Regions from separate parts of the Homo sapiens genome. Here all the other regions are linked to region 2. Evidence: chromatin contacts called from ENCODE Hi-C or POLR2A ChIA-PET data. All regions are on one chromosome and are shown on one strand. The core of a region is the stretch at or near the end of the contact, and the rest is flanking DNA. Distances in the headings are between cores, read along the strand shown.

Region 1 (4,097 bases), core at 610-3,109, 620 kb before region 2:
AGAATGGACTGTAATAACACTCTTTATTATCCACAACATATTTTAGTTGAAACAAAATGTTCCAGTCACACAATATCATCACCGTAGTAGATCATTATAGCTTTAACAGATGACATCATGGGAACACAGTTGCTTTATATTGAAATGAGTAAAAAGAAGCAATTTGATGATATTTCACAAATTTTCTAATCACAGCCTCAGCCATGTATATTACACGTTTTTGCTCCATTGTAATGTAAATTGATTTGTGGAGGATTCACTTACTGTCTTATCCTAGTTGCTTTGTTTTTGAGTTCTCTATTGAATATTGTAGACTTTACATATGATGCTAGATTATTTCTGATGTAGTCAGTTGGTAGGTAAGGGTTTTCCCACATGAACTCAAGTTTTTCCAGTAAGTAGATCATTTGAGAATGGCTCCAAATAAAAGTGGTGCTTTCACATTTTGCTGGTACACAAACATATGGCCCTGAGGAAGACGGATTCATTTTGGGGTGCTAAGCACTGCTCAAGATGTAAGTGCTTTTTATTTCCCATTTGAACTGGTGCATGCACCTTACAGATGGACCAGTTGCTTTACATACTGGTGGCCCATTTACAAAGCAGCCCTGTTTGAAAACAGATGCTTTCAAGTGGGTCACCAGGCTCTAAGAAAAATATTTAAACCCTTAATTATTGGCTTTTGGTCGTCTATGGCAATGTGTTCTCATTTAAACATAGAGCAGGGGATTTTTCTTCTATAACCAATTACAGTTTAAAAAATGCAACGAATCTTGCTTCACACAAGGAGCTTAACTTGTGGTTGGAGAAATTTTCCAACTTATTAAATGTTGTTTATATCCTCATTTTTGTCTTCCCAAAGCATTTTATAACTCCCTCTGTAACTGACTTATCAATTTTCTTTCTGACCTTTCATATTAAATTTAACCACACCCCCACCCCCAAACCCAGAGCCTCCAAGCAACTAGCCTAGAGCAAAAATATACAATTTACTCTCTCCATATCTCCACCGACGTCTTTCGTTTTTCTTGTACTCTAATCTAATCGGTAATTCGTAAGCTTTGGCCAAATAGTTAAAAATGTTAAGTGCTAGCAAAGCCTTTTACCTCCCCCTCAGATCTGTCTCTGTTTATGGAATGGGTCCCAGTTTCCTCCTCTTCTCCTTCAGCCTGGGGTCTTCAGGTCAGAACACAGTAAATACACACAGCCCTTGCTGGACCCATAAATCTGAGCAAAGGGCAGGCCTATATATTCAGATAAGCAGGGGCAGAGATAGGGGCTTGAAAGGAGGGAGAACTAGCGGAGTCTGAGGCTCTGCAGCCCTGTTCAGAGAACTGAACTCAAAAGACCAAGAATCCTTAGTGCAGAAGGAGGAATTTTGCCTTGAAACATCTCCCCTTATTTCTAATGGATGAGATTGGCACTGCTTCCTCTTCGTTTATTTTATTTTTTCCACGTTGCTTATATTCACATCCTTACCAAATGTATTATCTTAAAGGCAATCAAGTTAAACAATAAATTTAATTTATTTCCAATGTCTTTTTTTCTTAAGTGTGTTTGTGTTTTGACCTGTGTGTGTGTGTGTATATCAGTGATATGAACTGAAGTCATTTTACTAGAAAGTCTTCTCTACTGTAATTTTTCAGTCCCAAAGTTTTTGACTGTATAACTGTATTCTTACTGACCACATTGAATCCCCAAGAAAAATACCTCTAAAGGAGGAATGACAAAGTGACAAATAAATGCTTACATATCCTTCAGTCTTCCAGGCTTCTATTTTATTCCTGGGTTCAAATATTTTCTGTTGGATTTTCACTTCTTGAAATTTTCAGTGACTCCTGGAAGACCACCCTTCTTGGGGGATGTACCCATTGTGACCACAGATAATGTCACCATGGAAAATCCTGGGCAAGATGACCATGGCTGAGAAGGTCCTTTCTATCACACTTGACAGAATCACTGCCTGATTCTTCTTTAGATGCAATGAGTCACACCACAGATTCGTCTGGGTCATTTCAGACTCCAGGAAAATGTGTCACTCGATTTGTTTCCGAGCAATGTTTTGTATTTTATTGTATACATGTATATCTAATTGTAATCTGATTTCTCTAGGTTATTCTTTTTGGCTAATAGAGAATAGATTTTTAAAAAATGCTAATTCATGTTCCTCAAAAGGGGCTTCTTTTTTTCTTTTCCTCGGTTGAAAAGTTAGTGATAATTCCAGGTAATTAAGAACATTTTATGGAAAAAAATTGCCAAGAAAGTAATTGGGCTGGGAGCCCAGTGTGTTACACCTACACTAGAGCCTCATTTTTGACAAATCTCTGAAATGATAACAATAATGATAATAATCATTATGTATCGTTTATCAAGCACTTACTTTTGGTAAGCAATGTACTAGGAACTTAAGATATATATTAATTTTTGTCTTTACAAGTGGTAAGTGATGTACTACTCTATAGTCTCAATCTTATAAATGAAAAAAACCCTCCGATTTGAAAAGTAAAGAAACTTAATCCAGAACACACATGGAAGCCCAGAATTTGAAAGTGGTTTTGGCTGCAGAGGGCTGTCTTCTGAGCTGCCTCTCCATAGCCTCAGGTTCTGCATCTTCAGGATGAGTGTCTTGGGTGGGAGGGTGTCTATGTAGTGGTGATCTTCCATGGCCAGTTGATTTTCTCCCGCCCCTACTCTCCTGAGCCTAGCCTTGGCATTTTCAATAGCTCTCTGGCATCTGGGCCTGTCTCTCAAAGACCTTCTGGACCACATGTCTGAAACGGAACTCACTGATTCTCTAGCTGCCATGTCTCTACTCTGTGATCCATGTGATGTTTAATGGGAGGGAGTACCCTCGATTCTGTAGTCCGAACTTAAGGCTCTCTAACTACCTACCTTTTTTCACCTGTCATGATTATTATCCAACCTGGCAGAGAAGTGACCTGTGCAGGAGGCATTACAGTCTGACCACCTGGGTTTGAACCCTGACTTCCCTGTTTACCAGCTGTGCAGTGCTGGACAAGTTACTTTACTCCTCTGCGCCTTGATTTTTTTTCATCTGTAAAATGGAGTCTAAAATATTATTTATTTTATAAGGTTGTCTAGTTCAGATTGTTGGTAATGTTTGACAGAACTATTAAAATAGCCTTCAGGCTGCTGTTTCTGCAGTGAGGCTCCTCCTTCCATAATCCAGCCCCTCTGGATTACAGAATAAAATAAATAATAAACATGATAATTTCCTGCTTAAAAATCTTTAAGACTCCCTATTGCCCTCAGGTCGAACTATTGAATCAGGAAAAGGCTTTCATTATTTTCCTCCAACTGCCCTTTCCAGAGTCATTTTCCACCATGACCCTCTAAGCAATTTCCACTCTAGCAGCAAAAAATTATACATATGATGTTCTTTTATTTCTCCAGACTTTTGACTGTGCTGTGCTCTCTCTATCAGGAATGCCCTTCCTTTCAATTTCCATGTAGCAAAAGTACATTTATCTTGCATGGCTCAGTTCAAAAGACACTTTTTTTTTAAAGGCAGCATAAATTGAGACAGTCACTTCTAGAATGCATTCCTCTGTTTTAGAACCTAGTATGTTGATAACAATCATATGCATGGTAATTATTTGTCTACCACTAGGCTGTGGACTGCTGTGGGGAGGGACTATGTTTTTTTAAACTTAATATCTTTTGTTCTAGGGCCTCACATGTAGTGGGAGCCTCCCAAATTTAGATTAATATATAAAATATCTTTCCTCACTCCTAAAAATGACTTAGAGCAAATGTGAATCAAATGACTGTAATGTTGTTAACTAGTTGAATTAACTCCTGTTAGCTTAAGATAATAAAGGCAGTGAACTTGTAACAAAATTAAATTAAAAACTGAAGTGCAATTATAGTGTTCTTACTGTCTCCAAGATAAAACCATGATACATTTTTTTCCTAGCACACGTTACATTTTTTCTGACATCATAAGAAAATCTGAGAACAGAAATCCTTTCAAGCATTTCGTTTGATAGAGAACATCTATATTCCATACAGCATTCCATTAGGAAAGGAGCCTGCTTTTCTCTTATCTGTCCTTACTCTAAACGTAATATCTTATG
Region 2 (3,996 bases), core at 607-3,106:
CAACTGTGCTGTGTTGCTGCATAAGCAGCCTGTAAAAAGAATAATCACCTCAATTTTTTCAACTTCCTGGAATCATTCAAAACAGAGTAGTTAAGGATTGCTTCATTTGGAAGTAATAAGTTCCAAAACGGTCTGCCGCAGTATAGTTTAATTACTGGTCTCAATTCTCAACCTTCTAGATTTTCTTAACTATCCTTTTTTTGTTTTCAAACAAAAAATGTACAAACTTAAAATTCTATTGGCAGCCTAGTTTATCAAAAAAAGTTAGCTGCTTTATTTAACTTAGTCTATGATTTTATGAAATGCCATCAAATTCAAGTCAAGGGTATATTAGGGATCAAATAATTTTGGAAGCCAAAAGTGCATTTCCCTAGATGGTTTCTTCCAGCCGATGTTATTATTAGTCTGAGATCATGTAACAGCTTTTGTTTTCCAAATCTGTTCCTTTCAGTGAAGTCTATTTCTTTGCATAGTTTAAAAACAAAGGATAAACATTCCTTATGGGGCACTGGAAGGAGAAGCAATTCATGTGAATTTGATAAAACATAATGTACTGGACTGACAGTAAAAAGGCTTTGCTTGTTTGATTGTTGACTGGTTTTGTCTTTAAATAATGGTCTTCTTTTGGCATTTAATGTATATTTGGTCACAATAAACATAATTTATGAATATTTTAACACATGCATACTCAGTGGGGTGGATTATCATACTGATATAAATAGAATTAATGAGCAGTCAACCCGCCACATGCCACGACATATGACGGGGCAGCCAGTGCACAGAAATAATCCTCATAGTTTCATAATAAAGCTTTTCTCTTAGTTCAACTTTTTAAAACTACTTACAGTCTTATGTCCCCTTTCTGTTGGAGTATGGTTCACCAACCTGTGAAACAAGATTAAGATTTTACTACAAGAATCTATTTCTTTGGCATTCAAAAAAACAATTTTCTTGCTTTCTCTAAAACAAAATAAATATATTTGAACAAACTAACTCTACTAGGCCAAATTTCAGGGAATAGGTTATAGACAGACAAGACATATGTCTACTAGAAAAAAATTGTTATATTCTTTTCTTTTCTTTTTATGACAATAACATGATTATGCTCAATTGCTGCTACCAGATCTTTACAAGAACAAAAACTTTCTAAATAGTTCTACATTCTAAAACAGATCCGATGGGCATATCGCCTGGATAAAATTATTCTGGAAAAAAAAATCTTCTTAGCCAGTTATCTGCTCTCCTTGAACACAAAGCAACAATCTGTTAAGCGTGCCTAATAAGATTTTTTTTAAAGGAAAGAACTCAGTAGTATAAAGCCACCTCTTCAAATGGTAGGTATTGGGGGGGAGACATGGGCATGCAAAATCTTCAATTTAGCCATGCTTTATTCAACAAATAATTATTTTTGTGAAGAGACAAATTGAAATTTAAGATTAACCTTCATTTGCCTTATTTCCACAGTTTGATTACAGGCAAAAGTGGGAAAAAATAAAATTAGCATGTGCACTGCATTGTCCAGATGATCTGGCAGGAGGAGAGCCTTGGCAGAGATATACTATGACTTTTTACAAATGCAGATGGCAGTGTTGCAGCCTTTATTCCTCTTATCTTTCATTTTCAAAGGGAACACTCGAAGCTTTTTGCCACCACCCTCCTCTACTCCTATCCTCACATGTAAAAACACTGTATCCCCAAATCAAAGCTCTTTCCTAAAACAGGCAAGCCCCAGGATGCATCAGGGAAGGGACAGACTGTGACACCATGCTCCTGGTCATCTGTGAGAGAAGTGCACTGTGCTATGTGGGCCAGGGCCTGGTGAACTTGCCCAGAGTGACTCCCTTGGGGAATCCAGCCCTTTCACCAGCAAAGAAAATGGGCACCACCTAGTGCTTTTTCAACGCAAAGGCTGTTTGTGCTCATGTGGACAAGAGTGGGCATGCGTTGGCTGACCTTTACAAAGGAAAAAAAAAAAAGGAGTCAGGTGGCTTTAACCCCTATGCCAACTGAAAGAAGAAGCAAGTGACAATCTTAAGACAAAGGAATTCAGTGCTTCCAAATTATAGATTTCTTTGGTTTTTTTTTTTTTATAATTATTGGTCTGTTCATGAGAAATAACATCTTTACTTACCAAGACACTAATTTCCTCTGTATCACCTTTTTGCCTCCTCATGTCCTCTGAGGTTAATTTGTAAGAATTTCTAAGAATTTTCATTTGGTCCAAAGTGACATAGCAGAACCAGCGCTGGCCCACCCCCACCCCCAAAATCTATTCTAACAAGCAGTCTCTCTGGAGTTCTCCTAACACAACAAATAGCTTTTATGAAAAATGATGTGTAGCACAAAATCTTTTGCAGTGCAATAAGATCAAGTTAACCACTCATGCCTCTAGGAAAAAGCCTAGGAAGTTTTATCTGATTGGCAAAATGGACCCAGATATGAGTTCAAGGATTGAGTACAGTTTGATGAAATTTCATAGCAATGAAGTCTGATTATCTGAATGATTGCTTAAGCCTTTTAAAACATAACTCGAGGAAGCACTAGATTTTTCATTGGGAAAACAGATGGTCTTGTAGGGAATCGTAGAACCACCATCTCATGCTGTTTACTTTTTCTGTAATACTTTGCCTAGAATTACTCTCACCACTATTGCTTTTTAAAAATAATAATGATTTCTTCATTGCTAAAAGGTAGATCTTTCTGCAATAAAATTAGAAATCTTAGTGGAGGGCAAGGTGAAGGGCAGAAATGGGAAAAATGAGTAACCTGCTATACCTAACTGGATTAACAAGGACCTGTAACATATCCAGGAACTAACTGGCTGGCTCTGAACTCATTAGGGATCTGCTTATCTGTTATGCTGTACAACAGAATCCAGACAAAAAACAGACTGTGAAGAAACGGATTAAAAATGATTGTAACTTCTCTAAGAGTTCAGTATCTGTGCTAAGCAACTTTGTAGAAGGACTGAAGAAAACAAAGCCCAAGATTCTGAACTTCACTCCACTGCCTATCCCCAAGTTCTGCCGTTATAAGATCGCAATAACGCTACTTAGATATAGAACTTTGCAACTGTTTTATGAACTAACCTAAAAAGTCAAACGCACTCTCATCTCTTGGTCATTTTATTGCTGTAATTTATGATATTAAATAAGTGATTTGTTTAAAATAAATTTTAAAATTTATACCAAGGAGGAAAAATAATCTTAAAATGGGTTTGTTCTATGAGGAGCAAGAAAAAAAAAATGTGTAGTGAACTGATCTCTTTGAGATTTCACTGGCACAAAATATATCCCTTTAAGCTTAACACTAAATAGGTGATCTTGTCTTGACAGATTTAAGATGAACATGAATTGATTAGCTGAAGCCATCAGGTGTGGCTGAGCCTGTCTTTTTCCAAATATGTACCTACAGGATAATGGAAGGAGGTAGCTGTTGTCATCACCTTTTTAAGTGAAAGCAGTGTTATGTTTTGTATTCAAGTCGAATTCCCCAACTCTTCATATCACCACCATTCTGGTCAGCCTGTTAAGGGAAGAAAAACAACAACAACATTTTCTTTTTTTCTTCCCTGCCCACCCAGCCCCCCTTTTCCACTGCCTGCCTTGCCCTGAATGCTATAGTTCACAGCGAAACCCTCTGGTAATGACAGCCCTGAAGTGATAATGTACTTTCCTGCCTTCCTGTTAACGGTAGCATAATCCCGCCATGTGTGCCAGCCCCGTGGCAGAAGGATGCGTTCATATTTTCTGGAGGTAAAAGGGACCGGTTCAATTTACAGGCTTGACTACCTCAGCAGTTTCACTAAGTTCTGGTACATAAATGGATGTTTTATTAAAGAAGAAAAGGAAGGGGGAAGGGAAGGAGGAGGAAGACGAAGAAGAAGAAAAGAAGAGAAGGAAAGGAGGTGGGAAGGAGAATTCGTCTTTTTCTGCTCAATATTATGTCAGTGAAACCAAATAATGTGTCTCGGTTCCTCCCCCTGAGCATTCCACC
Region 3 (4,385 bases), core at 1,127-3,626, 520 kb after region 2:
GTGGGGTGTCTCTCCAAATTCAAAGCCAAAAATATGCAGCCAGACTTGAGAAATGGCTGAATGACTGAAACTACGGGAAGGAAAATAATTAGAAACCCAGGAAACAATTTTTCTGCTGCATTCTCTCTCCCTCCCTCCCTCTCTTTCCCTCCCTCTCTCCCTTTCTTTCTCTCTCTTCCTTTCTCTTTCTTGCCTTTCTCCCTTTCTCTCTCCTCTCTCCCTTTTCTCTCTCTCCTGTCTCCTTCTCTCCCTTTCTCTCTCCTTTCCTCTCTCCCCCCACCTCTTCCTCTCCTCCACCTCCCCATTCTCCCACCTCTCTTCCTCTATCTCTATGACAGCACATGGCTCAGTCTGTTCCAAGTGTCCACACATGGTCCCATCAGACATGGGTTGGAGAGTGGGGTCACAGTCATGTGCCCAAACACGGCCATTACTCTCACAGATTGAGAAGTTCTGGCCATCGAACTGAGCAGACTTCTGAAAAGATACTGACCACATTAACAATTTCAAGCTATTGGAGGATGAGGACATAGTATATAAATTAGAAATTACTCTACAACTAAGGGTATCTTACCCATATCTAGACCATGGCAATTAGGAATTTATTCAATGTATTACACATTGAAACATTATAATGGTGACTACAAGTTGCATTTAACATATGAATATATCCCAGAATCAGCCTTATAAGAAGGAGCAGGTAATATTTGTGTGGAGATATTTGAGGGAGCCCATGAACGGGAAAGGATTGTCCTGAACAAATAAGAAGGGCTAGAGGGGAGTGAAAGTGCGAAGAAACCACTATAAAAGGAGGTAACCGTCATAGTCTGAAAAGTAAGCTACTTTATTTTAAAATCCTTCTGGGAAACTACCATGCTATTATGTGTCAAAAAGCCGTAAGTAATCATAGCCTGCAGATTTATCTCAATATTTCTCCAAAAAGGAAATAATGTATGGTATGAAGATATTCATTGTAGTATTTTATGATAATGAAAAATCCTAAACATTCTGAGTACCCAAGGATAAGGATACAGATTAGCAAATTATGGTATATCCACTTAGAAGATTGTACATTCACTGAAAATGATCATTATAAAAATTAGGTGGCAAGTTGGAGAAAATGCCCATCAAAAAATACTAACCTAAAAAAAAGCAAGTTATGAAATTATATGAATGTTAACATTAAATGTATATTAAATATGTTTCTGTGGAACAAATAAGAAATCCTTATAATTGAAAATATTTGTATGACAGTCTCTATTTTAGCGACTTTGTATGGCAGTACCATAGTATTTAGAAAATTATTTTCTAATTTACAAGCAGTGAGCCCTGCTGGTTCCTCATCTTCAGCCTTCAGTCTTCACCTAGCATACGTCTTTTGCTCAGAAATGTAACTTCCAGTAACAAGCTGAAATTCCTGCTTCCCAGGAAAACCCACTGAAACCCAAACTCTCAGGGCAACATCTCCTCCTCCACTACAAGCCGTCTGCCTCTATGTCCATCCTACCTGAGGACAACTTGGACCGTTCAGAAACCAAAATGGATGGATTCCTGGAAGCTCCAACCCAACTAAGAAAGAAGCCAGACACCCCCAGCAGCAGATGGTTTAGTCTTACAGTTTTTATTTATTTTCTCTACACACCAGGAGAGGTTAGCTGATCAACTGGTGAGGAAGAGGGGGTGGGGGCTGGCCTTCTCTGCTTAAGAAAATGTCTGTTTGGCAGTGTGGCATTCACACGGGCGAAATGTCACATCTTTTATGCCACCGGTCCAGGGGAAGCCCTGCCAGGGGAGTTTTTATCAGTGTAATTAACACAAAGGCCCCCTTCTGTCTTAAAAACACAAGCCTTGGGGACACCGTAAGATGAACTGGCCATTGTTTCTGCACAGCACAAAAACTCCTTCCCCACTCCCACCCCTCCATCCCATTTATGGGGTTTCATTAAGGCCCACGGGTGTCCCTAACTTATTTATTTAGGAAACACTGTTATTGTCTTAATGTAAACAGAACTCAAGATCAGTTGACAGTTGGAATGGTCCAGCAAAAAGGTTTTCAAAGGCGCCTCCTTGGAAAGGGGTCTCTCCATTCAGCCCCCAGTTCCTGTATCATACTGCCAGCACTGTTCACAAAATAAACAAATGTTTGTTTTACAACATGGCAAAGGGGGCTCCCATTCAACGCTGGCCAGATATGAAAACAAACTTTCACATATAAGGGCTTTTGATACACATGACTTACTTGGATGACAAGGGGCTCGGCTGGGGAGTGCTTAAAGCTTATTAATATTGCACAAAAGACTTTTGTTTATCATTTCGCCGGACTGCCTGGGAATCACAAGACTCAAGCCGCCACCCGGCTGGTGTCCTCGCATTTCAGCAGCCGTAACGTGTGGAGATTGCGAAAGCACTGCTGGTTTGAAGCCAAAAACAACCTCTCCACAGACCCAGGTGAAAGAACTCCAAACTGCCGGCCTCTGAGAACCAGACTTGGAATTTATTAAGAGTAAAGGGCCAAGAGCTCCCCCTACGGGTAGAAAAAAAAATGGATGCCTTGAACCTGCCTGTTTGCAAGGGGGTAACTTCCAGAAAACGTGGAACCCACAGCCTGACATTTCTTCTAGGGACATTTCTTCTTCTATTCAAAAAGCCTGGGTCTCTGGAGAACAACTTTTCCTTTTTCTAGTTGACCAGCTCTATTCCCAGAACGTCTAACGAGACATTAGCACTCTAAAACACTCATGATCAAAAATCAGTCCTTTAAAAAATAATAATAATAATCAGTTATTTAGGCACTGGTTTGTTAAACTGGGAAGGGAATAGAGTAAATCAGATACGATCTCTGCCCTCTAGACTTACTCTGTCCAATACAGGAGTCACCAGCCACGAGTGGCTATTGGCCACTTAAAATGTGGCTAGTCCAAATTGGGATATTCTGTAAAAAAAAAAAAAAAAAAAAAAAAAAAAATGTATAAAATATCTCATTGATTTTTCACATTGACCACATGTTGAAATGATAGTATTTGGGATAAATTGGGGTAAATTAAATATATTAAAGTCAATTTCACCTTTTTTAATGTGGCTGCTAGAAAATTTTAAATTATGCATCATACACATTAGATCATATTTCTACTGGACAGTGCTGTCTAGACAGTTATATAATTATTAAGGCTTGTAAAAAATAGTGAAATCTTTAGCCCATGATATTAGTGATTTGTGCCAGCTGAGTTGATTTTTTTCTTAAGTACATTTATTCAATTCATTTACCAGAATCTCCTGAAAAAAGGGGAAAGTTAAAAAAAAAAAAATACACACACACTATGGCAGGCTTCCCTGCAAATTTTAGTTTGTTTTATTTAAATCTCAGCAAAATGGAAGTAAAGACTAGGGTTTGGGTTAAGGTCACATATGTTGAAAAAAAAAAAAAAGGTTTCAAAAGGAAATATGTATTTTATCTTTACAAACCCCTTCCTTCTGGCTATACTCTTTGTGTATTTAACTACAAGTAATTCCAAGAGGAAAAAATTCCTTCTACCAGAACCATCTTGCAAATTTGTTTTCAGGTCATTAGACAGAAGACATTTACTTTTTCCCTCCTCTCACAACTTCACCTACCTACTCAATCCCGGTTTTTAAGCAAATTTGGGATATGTAAGATAAATAGGATTATGTGAGTAATATGTGGCCCTAAATATAGTCAGACCACCAACTTACCATAGCATTTAGACAACCCACTGAAAACTCACTAATGGTGGCAACGTTGCCATCCTAATTTCTGAATTCAGTTTAAATTGCACCAGCAGCTGCCTTTGATAAACATACTCAGATCTGGCCCACGACCACCAAACCCACCCACCCATAAGAGGAAGACCAGCAGAGAATTTTCCTCTTCCCTGGGTCTGCTGTCTCAGATCTGTCCTGCTTATTTTGGTCCCAGGAATGTGCCAAGATACCACTGAAAGATTAACTACCTCTTTGAAGGGACAGCAATTCAAGGATTATAGGAATCTTTCTGAAATTTCTCCCTGAAATTTAGCCTTAAAATTATGTCAAAAGTGGGTATAACTCTACAAGGCCCAAAGGCAAATGTCAAGAGGGTGCTCCTATAATATAAAGACACAGTGAGCCAACAAGTGCCTGGTGCCCTCTAGGCCTCTTCCAGTACAGGGTATTGTTAAGCCAAAGGTGGATTAGATTAGCCCAGCAAATTGCAACGTTCATCTTTGAGATTACAGATGAAATTGCTAGAGGAAAAAAAAAACTCAAGCAAACAAGGATTTTGGTCACAAGTTGGAACAAATATGGGCTCCTGCTGAATAGCTACACAGAGAAAAATTTGGAGTAGTACCCAAGACCCTCATCATTCTCCCCACAGACAGAAATGATGG

What was found. A loop is a pair of places that touch in the nucleus more often than their neighbours do. ChIA-PET counts read pairs that join two places held with the same protein, here RNA polymerase II (POLR2A). Pooled maps may share reads with other maps.
Region 1: a pooled map shows a loop between it and region 2 (2.4-fold over the local background). The contact joins the promoter of LINC01797 here to the enhancer-like site in region 2. A Hi-C loop is called at or near these places in 1 of 168 maps with a recorded cell type or tissue (sigmoid colon) and 4 of 50 pooled maps. POLR2A ChIA-PET finds 5 or more read pairs at or near these places in 1 of 52 experiments (PC-9).
Region 3: a map of adrenal gland shows a loop between it and region 2 (4-fold over the local background). The contact joins two enhancer-like sites. A Hi-C loop is called at or near these places in 13 of 168 maps with a recorded cell type or tissue (Caco-2, Calu3, HepG2 and 10 more), 2 of 37 single-sample maps with no recorded cell type and 18 of 50 pooled maps. POLR2A ChIA-PET finds 5 or more read pairs at or near these places in 1 of 52 experiments (H1).

The regions. Positions count from the first base shown.
Region 1 is chr2:66,701,368-66,705,464 of GRCh38, forward strand. It overlaps LINC01797 (long intergenic non-protein coding RNA 1797), which reads right to left and starts at 1,860. Exons shown (of 3, transcript NR_110265.1): 1 at 1,751-1,860.
Region 2 is chr2:67,320,960-67,324,955 of GRCh38, forward strand. No RefSeq gene overlaps it. Among named protein-coding and RNA genes, the nearest start is that of ETAA1, 74 kb to the right of the region's middle. Within about 2 kb of position 1,857, at least 8 of the 41 ENCODE cell types and tissues checked have a DNase peak (open chromatin) inside an H3K27ac peak, as active enhancers do; they include adrenal gland, where a contact is called at or near this core.
Region 3 is chr2:67,844,120-67,848,504 of GRCh38, forward strand. No RefSeq gene overlaps it. Among named protein-coding and RNA genes, the nearest start is that of LINC01812, 21 kb to the left of the region's middle. Within about 2 kb of position 2,377, at least 13 of the 41 ENCODE cell types and tissues checked have a DNase peak (open chromatin) inside an H3K27ac peak, as active enhancers do; they include adrenal gland, where a contact is called at or near this core.